Linked DNA regions of Homo sapiens: region 2 is linked to region 1. The links are chromatin contacts, found by Hi-C or POLR2A ChIA-PET in ENCODE. All regions are on one chromosome and are shown on one strand. Each heading gives the region's core, a stretch centred on a gene start or an enhancer-like site at or near the end of the contact. The rest is flanking DNA. Distances are from core to core; before and after follow the strand shown. Region 1 holds the start of TENT5B (terminal nucleotidyltransferase 5B). Region 2 overlaps LOC101928391 (a long non-coding RNA gene).

Region 1 (5,703 bases), core at 946-3,445:
TCCCGAGTAGTTGGGAATACAGGTGCTACAGGTGCCTACCACCACGCCCAGCTAATTTTTTGTATTTTTAGTAGAAATGGGGTTTCACCATGTTAGCCAGGCTGGTCTCAAACTCTTGACCTCAGGTGATCTGCCTGCCTCAGCCTCCCAAAGTGCTGGGATTACAGGCGTGAGCCACCGTGCCTGGTCAGGAGAACAATATTTAAGAAAAAAAATTGCAGCAATGAATCAGATAGACTCAATTTCTGAATTTTTGCTACAGCACATGTTTAAAATCAGAAAAAAAAATTAAAAGCAACAGGTGAGGTTGGGGAAAAATAAAAGTAATAACAGGCCAGGCACAGTAGTTGACACCTGTAATCCCTGCACTTCAGGAGGCTGAAGTGGGCAGATCACTTGAGCCCAGGAGTTCAAGACCAGCCTGGGCAACATGGCCAGACCCTTATCTCTACAAAAAAAAAAAAAAAAACAGAAAAATTAGCTGGGTGCTGTGGCGTGTGCCTGTAGTCCTAGCTACTCAGGAGGCTGGGATTGGGAGGATTGCTTGAGCCAGGGTGGTTGAGGCTGTGGTGAGCCATGATCATGACAGTCAACTCCAGTCCAGGCAACAGAGTGAGACCCTCTCTCAAAAAATAAATAAATAGATAAAAATAAAAAATAAAAGTAACGACAATCATAAGCCTCATCCCCTAGGTCCTGTAAAGTGTGAGAGCAAAACATGTAAACATATTTTTTTTAAATTATGTTTTGTCTAGACCTGCAGAAAAACATGTAAACACATTATTCGTTCTCTAGCTCCAGAAAGGAGCTGGGTCTGCATAGGTACAGTGGAAAAAACATGCACCACAGATTCTATAGCCCTGGTTGAGGACCAGGGCCTTACTAGTTTGCTGTGTGACAGTCGGGTAATCACAAAGCCTCTCTGAGCAGATCTCTCCTTCCCTAAATTGGCTATGCTGTACATCAACGCTCATCATGCTGTGGTTTGCGAGGCCAATCAACAGTGTCTTAGAAAGCCTTTACTTTAGGGCCGGGCACAGTGGCTCACGCCTGTAATCCCAGCACTTTGGGGGTCGAGGTGGGTGGATCACAAGGTCAGGAGTTCAAGACCAGCCTGGCCAATATGGTGAAACCCCCGTGTCTACTAAAAACACAAAAAAATTAGCCGGGCTTGGTGGCGCATGCCTGTAATCCCAGCTAATCGGGAGGCTGAGGCAGGAGAATTGCTTGAACCCGGGAGGCGGAGCTTGCGGTAAGCCAAGATCGCGCCACTACACTCCAGCCTGGGTGACAAAGCGAGACTCTGTCTCGAGAAAAAAAAAAAAAAAAAAAAAAAAAAAGGCCTTTACCTTGGTATGCAGAGTTTATTATTATTATTAATTTTTTTTTTTTTGAGGCGGAGTCTCGCTCTGTCGCCCAGGCTGGGGTGCAGTGGCGCAATCTCGGCTCACTGCAAGCTCCGCCTCCCGGGTTCACGCCATTCTCCTGCCTCAGCCTCCCGAGTAGCTGGGACTACAGGCGCCCGCCACACACCCGGCTAATTTTTTGTATTTTTAGTAAAGACGGGGTTTCACCGTGTTAGCCAGGATGGTCTCGATCTCCTGACCTTGTCATCCGCCCACCTCGGCCTCCCAAAGTGCTGGGATTACAGGCGTGAGCCACCGCGCCGGGCCCAGAGTTGTTTATTATACCTTTCCTAGGCTCTGGAAAACTGCCAGAGCATGAGCAGTGCTGTGCAGAGTTGATCACGTGGCTCAATCTCTTTGGGCTTCTGAAAATAGCAGGACAAGGCTAGGTGACTTCTCAATTTCTTCCAGCGCTAAAAAAAAAAAACAGAAACCTGGAATTTCTCAGTGGTCTGACTCTGCTACAAACTCCGCAGGTCACTTCCCTCCCTCCTGACCCTGGCGGGGCGGGGTGGGCGCTGTCCCTTTAAGTCCAGGCCCGGGCCAATCACAGTGAACAGAAGTTCTTTAAGGACCAAAGGAGGGAATTCAGCCTGAGAAGGAGGGCGGGGCAGGGGCGTGCCCTCTAGCCAATCGGAATCTCCCTAGAGAACAGTGACTCACGTGCAAAGCTCTACAGACCAGTGTCCGGAGCGTTCAGAGGCGGGGCGGCTCTCGCTGTTGGCAGCGGCCCGGACCAATGGGCACGTCGCCCGCGGCCTATAAGAGTCCGCTGGGCCGCGGGCTGCAGGCGCTAGGGTCGGTTAGTCGTCGCCGTCTGAGGTGTTCCCTGGCTTTGTCTCGCCGTCGTTGCCGCCCCGTCCCTGCCTTCGTGCCCCCCGCCTTGGCCCCTGCCCAGCCGCTCTCCCTGTCCTCCTCCCCTTAACCACCCCCACGGTTTCTGCCGTCGGGGCCCGGGGGCCGGGCGGATGATGCCGTCGGAGAGCGGAGCTGAGCGCAGGGACCGGGCGGCTGCTCAGGTGGGGACGGCTGCGGCCACGGCGGTGGCCACGGCAGCCCCGGCAGGCGGCGGCCCCGACCCGGAGGCCTTATCGGCCTTCCCCGGACGGCACCTGAGTGGGCTGAGCTGGCCACAGGTGAAGCGACTGGACGCTCTTCTGAGCGAGCCGATTCCCATTCACGGGCGCGGCAACTTCCCCACGCTGAGCGTGCAGCCCCGGCAGATCGTGCAGGTGAGAGGACGCCAGGCGGGGGATGTGGGGGAATCCCTTCTGAGGCTCTCGTGGCTGGAAGGCATTTGTAGTCTGTTTGACTTTCTAGACAGCTAGGGAAACTGAGGAACGGGGACATGGCTGTAACAATTGCACAGCATTATGAATGGTAGACCAGACCTCCCCCTGCATCTACTAATCCTTCCCCACCTGGCTTTTCCATCTCGACTCTTGGAGAACCCTGATTCCCCACGGATCACTCACCCAGGGCCTGGCTGGGAGAGGGGAGGAGGATGTCAAGGGCATTGGGGGAAGAATTTGTCTCTGCCTGCAAGGACAAAAGACGCCAGGTGGCCCTGGGTGGGTAAGTGTGCATGCTTGAGTCCAAAATAGCTTTTCCTTCCCTATCTGGGCATCCCTGGACCTCACCCTCCTTTCCTCTCTCGAGGTTCTAGGAGCAGCCTCTGCCATTGTGCTCCTACAGCCTTTTGCTGGAGAAACCCCCCCTTCCCCCTCCACCCCGTGGAAAAGCCAAGAAAACTTGTCAGGGACTCCCTCTCTCTCAGCTGGGGTTGTGGCCCAATATTTATTAAGCCGAAGGTCAGACCTGATACCCCACCCCCAAGGGCAACATTAAGTGACCAATTTAGGTGTTTCTTCTCCTTCCCAAGATTGGAAATGAAGGCCAACCCAGGCCTCAGGCCCCACGTCCTCTCTCTCCTGAGGAAAGGGAGAAGAGAATTCTGACAGCCCCTCCCTCCTCCAACTCTTCCCTTTATCTGAACCTCAACGACCCCAAGACTGCTTTTTCATCTGTACAGCCCAGACGCTGTCATGTTCTGAAATACCACAGTGTGGTCATTATTGTACCCATTTTATAGCTGGGGCAGTTTGCCACCCAAGATTACTTAATGAGGTGAAAATCAAACCTAGGGAATTTTGGGTCTTCCCAGGAGCAGATTACAGTAGGTTCAATGTTTTCCCACCCCTTCCCCGGCTCCCAAGGTCAACTTCTAGGTGTTAGGGAGGGTCCTTTGATAAAAGAAACCAAGAAACCCAGCGAGGACTCCTGTGCGTTCCTGCCAACTGATGGCTTCCTTTGGATGAAGTAGGCCTTTCCCCTGCCTCCTACTACCTTGGCTTCCCACAGAGGGGGAGGGTTGCCTGCTGGGGGATTACCTCCCCCACCCTCCCAAGGAACTAGGAACTGGAGGGGGCGGGGGCAGATTCTCCTTGGCTGACTCACACGCGGCCCAGTGGAGTTCGCCGAGGCATTCCTCGGCTGCTCGCTGTCACCTGGGTGATTAGGAAACCAGTCGAGGCTTTAATCCCCGGGACAGTCAAGTCATTCCTGGGGCCCCAGCTGCTGCACCTCCAGGATTGTGGCCCCAGGCATGGCAGGGAGGGGAAGGTGGAGCCCAGTGTGGCAGCCCCCCTCTGCAAGAACAAGGGATACCCTGGAAGGAGGAGAAGTCCTTGCCCTGTCAGTATGGCTCAGATTGCCTCTTGGTGTCTGCTCTGTGCCAAGCCCTGTTTAGGAAACCAAGGGCACAGATGTGACTAGGACTCAGCCTCCATCCCTTCAGGTGCTCCTAGCCAGATGGGGGAGACTCCAGGTCAATAGAAGCTAACTTTACAATGCAATGGTGGTGCCATGTCCTTCTAGACCTGGGTCAGAGATAGCACAGAACAGGGAGCTGTCGGCGATGGTGAGGAAGGGCAGCAGAGACTTCAGAGCTGGGCTGGGAAGTTGGACTTCTGGATTCAGGCCCTGGACTGTTTGTTGTCAATTCTCTTTGCTGGGCTCAGTGTCCCCATCTGTTCAACTGGGATGGATAGATTAGGCTGCTGCTCTCCAACACCCTCTCTGGTTCCAGACTCCAAAGGGGACAGGTGCCTTCACCTGGTCTGTACAGCTGCCTCCACAGCGAAGAAAGTTTCTTGGAAGAAATCCACAGCTGGCAGCTTCTAAAGCTGTTGGGATGTGTGCAGGGATGGGGGCGGGGAGAGGGGGAGGGTGGTGTCGGTTGTTGCCTTGGGGCTTTTCACTGCTGCTGAGTTGTCCTATGGCTCAAAAATTGGAACCTTTCTCCCTCTACCCCCCTGCAAGGCTTTGCCTGTAGTGGCAATCTGAGTGGCTAGAGATTCTGTTCTTGCTTGTACCTGTACTAAAGGGACTCACCCTACTGTAAGGAGCCTTCCCAGAGCTACAGGCAGGGAGGCCTTTTATTGGTTGTGTAACCTTGGACAAGTCCTTTGCCTTCTCTGGGCCCAGAGGATTGAACTAGACAATCTGATTTCTCCAGCTGCAGCCAGAGGGCCTGCATCAGGCGGCAGAGCATGTGAGTTTTGTAAGCCTGCTGGCTGACGGCGTCTGTCAGTCTCCCTGCAGGTCTCAGCAGCAGCCTGGAGCAGAGTGGTTGTGGGGAGGGCCTTGGCATGGGAGAAAGGAGGGTGCAGCCACTGCCCCCTCCATGGCTGGAAAGTCTGATTCAGGAGGCACCAAGCTGCCCTGCAGTACTTGGGTGTGGTGGTATCTGGTGACCGTCTGCCAAACTGGCTGTAGTCACACCTGGGAAGGAGACAACAGCGACTGGCTGGCTGACACAGCTGGCCCCATGGCCCTGACGCAGGGGATTTAACAAGAGTACTGCTACCTACTCACTAGGCCAGATGCCAAGCCCTGGGGTGGGCACCAGCCTGGGAGCAGGAGCTGGCACTGAGTAAGGCTCAGTCAGCCCTAATGGGATCTGAGGAAGGGGCTGGTCTTCTCTGCAGGTTTGGTAGGGTCCTTGGACCAAGGTCTTTGGCCCATGCAGGCACAGCTGCCAGCTGACAGGGTGTGGGTTAGAAGTCCCACAGGCTGGACTGCAGCAACTGGCCTTGTCTGGCCAAGGCATCTCCCAACCCTCACCTTCCTGTTCCCCAACTATTCTGGCTCTGGGCTTCAGTAGCTTGAGGGTTGCCTTTGCTTTGAAATTTAGAAAGGGAAGGTGGATTAGAACACTAGTCTGCTCCTTCTGAACCCTGGGACTGTAATGTGGTAGAAACAGGATAGGCTTTGCTGTTGGCCATCCCTGGGTTTG
Region 2 (5,703 bases), core at 1,693-4,192, 45 kb before region 1:
TCCTTGAAGACGTCCTCCTTGTTTTATAAGGGGGTGGGGGAACTTTCCAGAACCCCTTTCTGTCTCATTGACTAGAATGGGATTCTATGCCTGCCCCTAAACAAACAGAGGTAGAGAGTGGGGCCGGGCGCGGTGGCTCACGCCTGTAATCCCAACACTTTGGGAGGCCAAGGCAGGCGGATCATGAGGTCAGGCAATCGAGACCATCCTGGCTAACACGGTGAAACCCTGCCTCTACTAAAAAATATAAAAAATTAGCCGGGCGTGGTGGCGAGCGCCTGTAGTCCCAGTGTAGCAGGACGAGCTGCAGACAAAACTCCTCAGACACCGAGTTGAAGGAAGGGGTTTAATCGGCTGGGGGCATCGGCAAGACTCCTGTCTCGAGAGCCGAGCTCCCCGAGTGAGCAATTCCTATCCCTTTTAAGGGCTCACAACTCTAAGGAGGGTGCGTGTGAGGGGGTCGGGATTGATTGAGCAAGCAAGGGGTACGTGACTGGGGTCTGCATGCACTGGTAACTAGATCGGAACAAAACAGATAGGGATTTTCACAGTGCATTTCTATACAATGTCTGTAATCTATAGACAACATAACTGATTAGGTCAGGGGTCGATCTTTAACTACCAGGCCCAGGGTGCAGCGCCGGGCTGTCTGCCTGTGGATTTCATTTCTGCCTTTTAGTTTTTACTTCTTTCTTTGGAGGCAGAAATTGGGCATAAGACAATGTGAGGGGTGGTCTCCTCCCTTACCAGCTACTCGGGAGGCTGAGGCAGGAGAATGGCGTGAACCCCAGAGGCGGAGATTGTAGTGAGCCGAGATTGCGCCACTGCACTCCAGCCTGGGCAACAGCGAGACTCCGTTTCAAAAAAAAACAAAAAACAAAAAAACAACATCAACAATAGAGGCAGAGAAGAAAGGGAATACCATAGTTATACACACCTGACCCAAAGCAGGGCTCTGTTCCCGTAGACTGGTGGTTCTCAGGTTCCAGGAGAGTCAGAATCACCTGAGGGTTTAAAAAAAAAAACAATTTCCAGGCCGGGCACGGTGGCTCATGCTTGTAATCCCCGCACTTTGGGAGGCCAAGGCAGGCGGATCACCTGAGGTCAGGAGTTTGAGACTAGCTTGGCCAACATGGCGAAACCCTGTCTCTACTAAAAATACAAAAATTAGCCGGGCATGGGGGTGGGTGCCTGTAATCCCAGCTACTCCGGAGGCTGAGGCAGGAGAATTGCTTGAACCTGGGAGGCGGAGTTTGCAGTGAGCCGAGATCGCACCACTGCACTCCAGCCTGGGCGACAGAGCGAGACTCTGTCTCAAAAAAAAAAAAAAAAAAAAAAAAGAATCCCAGCGTGGAAGAGGGGAAAAGATGTAACCCAGCCTGCAAATGCGGGCTCCTCCCTAGAGACTGGCATAAGGTGAGTGCCAGCCCAGACGTGGCCATCACTGTAGCTACACAAAGCCTCCAAGGTTTCTGCCAGCTCTGGGGGCTCATGTGCTCATGGCTGCTGTCCTGCTTCTGCTGATTCCTTGCAGCTGTCGCCTTTACTTCTGTCCTGGAGTTGACCCAAATGAGGGGCAAGAACTGCAGGACATTTTCCCCTGCTCCCAGAGCAACTGCGGGTATAAGGCTGTTGGGCTGTCGTGTGAGGGGGATTTTCCTAAAGACACAGCACACAGGGAGAATAACAGAAGTCACCTTCCTGAGGCTGCCCCGCACTTGGGTTCTGAGGACCTTCGCTCCCTCCCCTCCTTCTCTTCTCCTCCCTCCTGTCTCCCCTGCGGCAACCTGAACTACTCGGCTCTCTCCCCGCTCCTCCTCCTCCTCTGCAACTCAGCTCTAGTCCTGCCTGAGGCCGAACCCTTGAACAGGAGGCCAGGGCTGGAAAGTTGTGGAAATGCCCCTGTGGGGAGCCCTGCCAAGGATGCTGAGGCTGAGCCCCAGCCTGGGGGAGGGGGTGTCCTGATCTGAGCAGACCCTGAGGGCAGACAGAAGGCAGCCAAGGTCTAGAGCTGGTGCCTCTAACCACCTCTACCCCAGAGGCTGTGGGATGCTTGGGAGCCAGGATAGGGCCGGGCTTTGGGTCTACACTACCTTGGTCCTGAGATGGAGTCTAGGAACATTGGTGGGGGTGCCAAGCATTCTGTAGAGGTAGGATGGGGTGGGTCCCTCTCACTTCTTCAGCCCTCAAGATTGCATACAACAGGCTCCTAAGAAATCACTGAGGCTGGCTGGCACGGTGGCTCACAGGTGGCTGAGGCAGGAGAATCACTTGAACCCGGCAGGCAGAGGTTGCAGTGAGCCAAGACCGCGCCACTGCACTCCAGCCTGGGTGACAGAGCGAGACTCCGTCTCAAAAAAAAAAAAAGAAAAAAAGAAAAAAAGAAATCCCTGAGGCTTTTAAGCCTCGGAGGGAGAGCCTGCTGACTCCTTGAGGTGTACAGAGGCACCAGTTTTTAGGAGGACAGAATCTTTCTAAGGCAGTTTGATTTTTACCTTCTCAGGTGCAGGAAAAGTGACTGTTTCCTTCTCTGTGAATTTCCCATGGACTAAGGGACTCCCGACAGGGGGAGGGCCCTCTTGGCAGTCAGCTTATTCTGAAATTTGAATTTCCAATGCACCTGGAGGAATCCAGAGGGGAAAGGTTGTTATTTATAACCAAAGCTTCCTTCTAAGGAAAGTAGATCCTGCTGCATTAACTAAAAGGCCCTTTTGTTCTTAAAAGGCCCTTACTGGGTTTGGCTTGGCAGCCTGGTTTGGGAAGAGCAGGAGGGGCTAGGGAGAGCTGAAATGCAGGGTCTCCTGTGTGAGAATTGGAAGCCCCTGGGGCATCGAGGTGTCTGTCACGCAGGGGCTGAAGAAGGGAGGCGGGTAGATGGGCATGGGCGCCAGCAGATGGGAGCAGCAGCCCTGTGCGGGCGGGGCTGGAGGATGCCTGAGAAACCAGCTTGTAAGAGCAGAGACGTCCCAGTGCCACTTTCAGTCGTGTGCTGAGCCACTCTATAACTCTTCCAGGGACCCACAAATCTTAGTGAAATTCTGCTTACAGAGCAGTCTGGTATCCACGGTTTCTTGGGAGAAGAAACGGGCTGCATCCTACATTTGAGTCAATTCCAGGGCAGAAATAAAGGGAACAGCTGCTAGAATTCAGCAGAAGCCGGAAATCAGAGGCACACAATTGTAAGCCTGAGAAATTGCAGAAGCCTTGTGGAAAGTAAGGGATGGGGTCTGAGCCAACCTTATTTCAATCCCAGTGGGCTGGCGGACCCCAGCTACCAACCATGGGTTCTGCCTAGGGGCAGATATTTGCCCCCCCGCTTCCTTGCTAAAAGAAGCTTGTTTTGTTCTGGTGGGAGGACAATGTACTAATTACCCCCAGGTGGATGGTGACTGGGATATTTACATTTGATCCACTCCCCTCTGCTGGTAATTGGGTTGGGGAGAACCATGGGACCCTGTTCTGGCCAATGAGATAAGAGGGGGAGGCTGCTGGGGGCTTCTGGGAGGAATTTTCCTCCTCTTACAAAAAGAGATGTTTTAGGAGGACCCCTGTCCAAGCCTCCCTTCCTGAGATGCTGCCCGTGGCAAATGCAGCCACACAAAAGTGCAGGCTCCAGGGTCAAACCATCTGGGCTAAAAGCATGGCTCTGCCTCCGATTGGCTGTGTTGTCTTAAGCAGATTACTTGACCTTTCTGTACCTCGTGTTCCTCCTCTGCAAAATGAAAATAATTGGACTTTCTTCTCAGGGTGCTGTGAAAATCAAATGAGTGAATACACCTAAAATGCCCAGACAGTTCTAGCACATGATAAGTACTCAATATATAACAGCTGTTATTTAGTTGCTCTCTGTGGATATGATGCTTGGAGCCACGGTAGTCATCTTTCAACCATGAGGGCCTTGACTCAAAAATGGTCTACCCCAAGATATCTTAAGATAAAAGTCCTGTGGGGTTTTTTTGTTGTGTTTTTTTTTTTTTTTTTTTTTTTTTGAGACACTCTCACTCCATTGCAGAGGCTGGAGGCTGGACTGTAGTGGTGTGATCATGGCTCACTGCAGCCTTGACCTCCCAGGCTCAGACGATCCTCCTGCCTCAGCCTCCTGAGTAGCTGGGACCACAGGCACATACCACCGCACCTGGCTCATTTAAAAAAATTATTCGGAGAAGGCCGGGCACAGTGGCTCACGCCTGTAATCCCAGCACTTTGGGAGGCTGAGGCGGGCAGATCACGAGTTCAGGAGTTCAAGACCAGCCTGGCCAACATGAGGAAACCCCATCTCTACTAAAAATACAAAAATTAGCCAGGCGTGGTGGTATGTGCCTGTAGTCCCAGCTACTTGGGAGGCTGAGGCAGAAGAATCACTTGAACCCGGGAGGTGGAGGTTGCAGTGAGCCGAGATCGCACCACTGCGCTCCAGCCTGGGCAACAGAGCAAGCCTCTGTCTCCAAAAAAAAAAAAAAAAAAAAAATTATTTGTAAAGATAGAGGTCTCCTCTTATGTTGGCTAAGCTAGGAAACTCCCAACTCTTTAGACAACTTTTAGCTTAGTATTCTGTTACTTGCAGCCTAAATCTCCCTAACCAATTCATAGATAAAAACTTGATACTTATGATTGTTTTATGATAAGAAATTAAACCACCTAATCCATGGGATACTCATATTTACTGAGAACACTGCTGAGAACCCTGGAGGCAGATTACACAGCATTGACTGCTAGTCATCCTCAAATGCGTAGTTTCTCCTTCTCTCTTTAATAAATAGAATGGCCATATTTTAGCTGGGCACATGCTGCGTGGCTAGAAAGCACATTTCCCAGGCCGGGCCTGGTGGCTCACACCTGTAATCCCAGCACTTTGGGAGGCGGAGGCGGGTGGATCACTTGAGGTCAGGAGTTCAAGACTAGCCTGGCGAACATGATGAAACCCCGTCTCTACTAAAAATACAAAAAATTGGCCGGGTGTGGTGGCCAGTGCCTGTAATCCCAGCTACTTGGGAGGGTGAGGCAGGAGAATTGCTTAAACACAGGAGGCGGAGGTTGCAGTGAGCCGAGATCACGCCATTGCACTCCAGTCTGGGCGACGGAGCGAGCGAGACTCTTCATCTCAAAAAAAAGAAGAAGAAGAAGAAAGAAAGTACATTTCCCAGTTTCCCTTGCAACTAGGTGAAGCCATGGGCCCAAGCTTTAGCAAAGAAATATGAATCGAAGTGATACGTGCCAAAGGATTGGGTATTTTCCCACCTCACTCTTCTGTCTCTGTTTTTTTTTTTTTTGAAACAGGGTCTCACTCTGTCACCCAGGCTGGGGTGCAATGGTGTGATCACAGCTCACTGCAACCTCCACCTCCTGGACTCAAGCAATCCTCCTACCTCAGCCTCCGGAGTAGCTGGGACTAGAGGTGTGGGCCACCATACCCAGCTTATTTTATTTTATTTTATTTTTTTTGAGACGGAGTCTCACTCTGTCGCCCAGGCTGGAGTGCAGTGGTGCGATTTCGGCTCACTGCAACCTCCACCTCCCAGGTTCAAGCAATTCTCTGCCTCAGCCTCCAGAATAGCTGGTATTACAGGCCCCCACCACCACACCCAGCTAATTCTTGTATTTTTAGTAGAATCGGGGTTTCACCATCGTGGCCAGGCTAGTCTTGAACTTCTGCCCTCGTGATCTACCCGCCTCGGCCTCCCAAAGTGCTGGGATTACAGGCGT

Evidence for each region. Hi-C counts contacts between places; a loop is a spot of excess contacts on that map. ChIA-PET counts read pairs that join two places held with the same protein, here RNA polymerase II (POLR2A). Pooled maps may share reads with other maps.
Region 2: POLR2A ChIA-PET joins it to region 1 with 11 read pairs in H1. The contact joins the enhancer-like site here to the promoter of TENT5B in region 1. A Hi-C loop is called at or near these places in 4 of 168 maps with a recorded cell type or tissue (mammary epithelial cell, ovary, posterior vena cava and 1 more) and 1 of 50 pooled maps. POLR2A ChIA-PET finds 5 or more read pairs at or near these places in 8 of 52 experiments (H1, HEK293T, MCF 10A and 3 more).

The regions. Positions count from the first base shown.
Region 1 is chr1:27,009,342-27,015,044 of GRCh38, reverse strand. It overlaps TENT5B (terminal nucleotidyltransferase 5B), which reads left to right and starts at 2,195. Exons shown (of 2, transcript NM_052943.4): 1 at 2,195-2,638. The coding sequence starts at 2,375. RefSeq lists enhancers at 1,641-2,295, 2,296-2,949.
Region 2 is chr1:27,055,315-27,061,017 of GRCh38, reverse strand. It overlaps LOC101928391 (a long non-coding RNA gene), which reads right to left. Exons shown (of 8, transcript XR_007065559.1): 6 at 2,496-2,620; 7 at 938-1,004. Among named protein-coding and RNA genes, the nearest start is that of TENT5B, 45 kb to the right of the region's middle. RefSeq lists silencers at 1,666-1,960, 2,686-2,980. Within about 2 kb of position 2,942, at least 3 of the 41 ENCODE cell types and tissues checked have a DNase peak (open chromatin) inside an H3K27ac peak, as active enhancers do.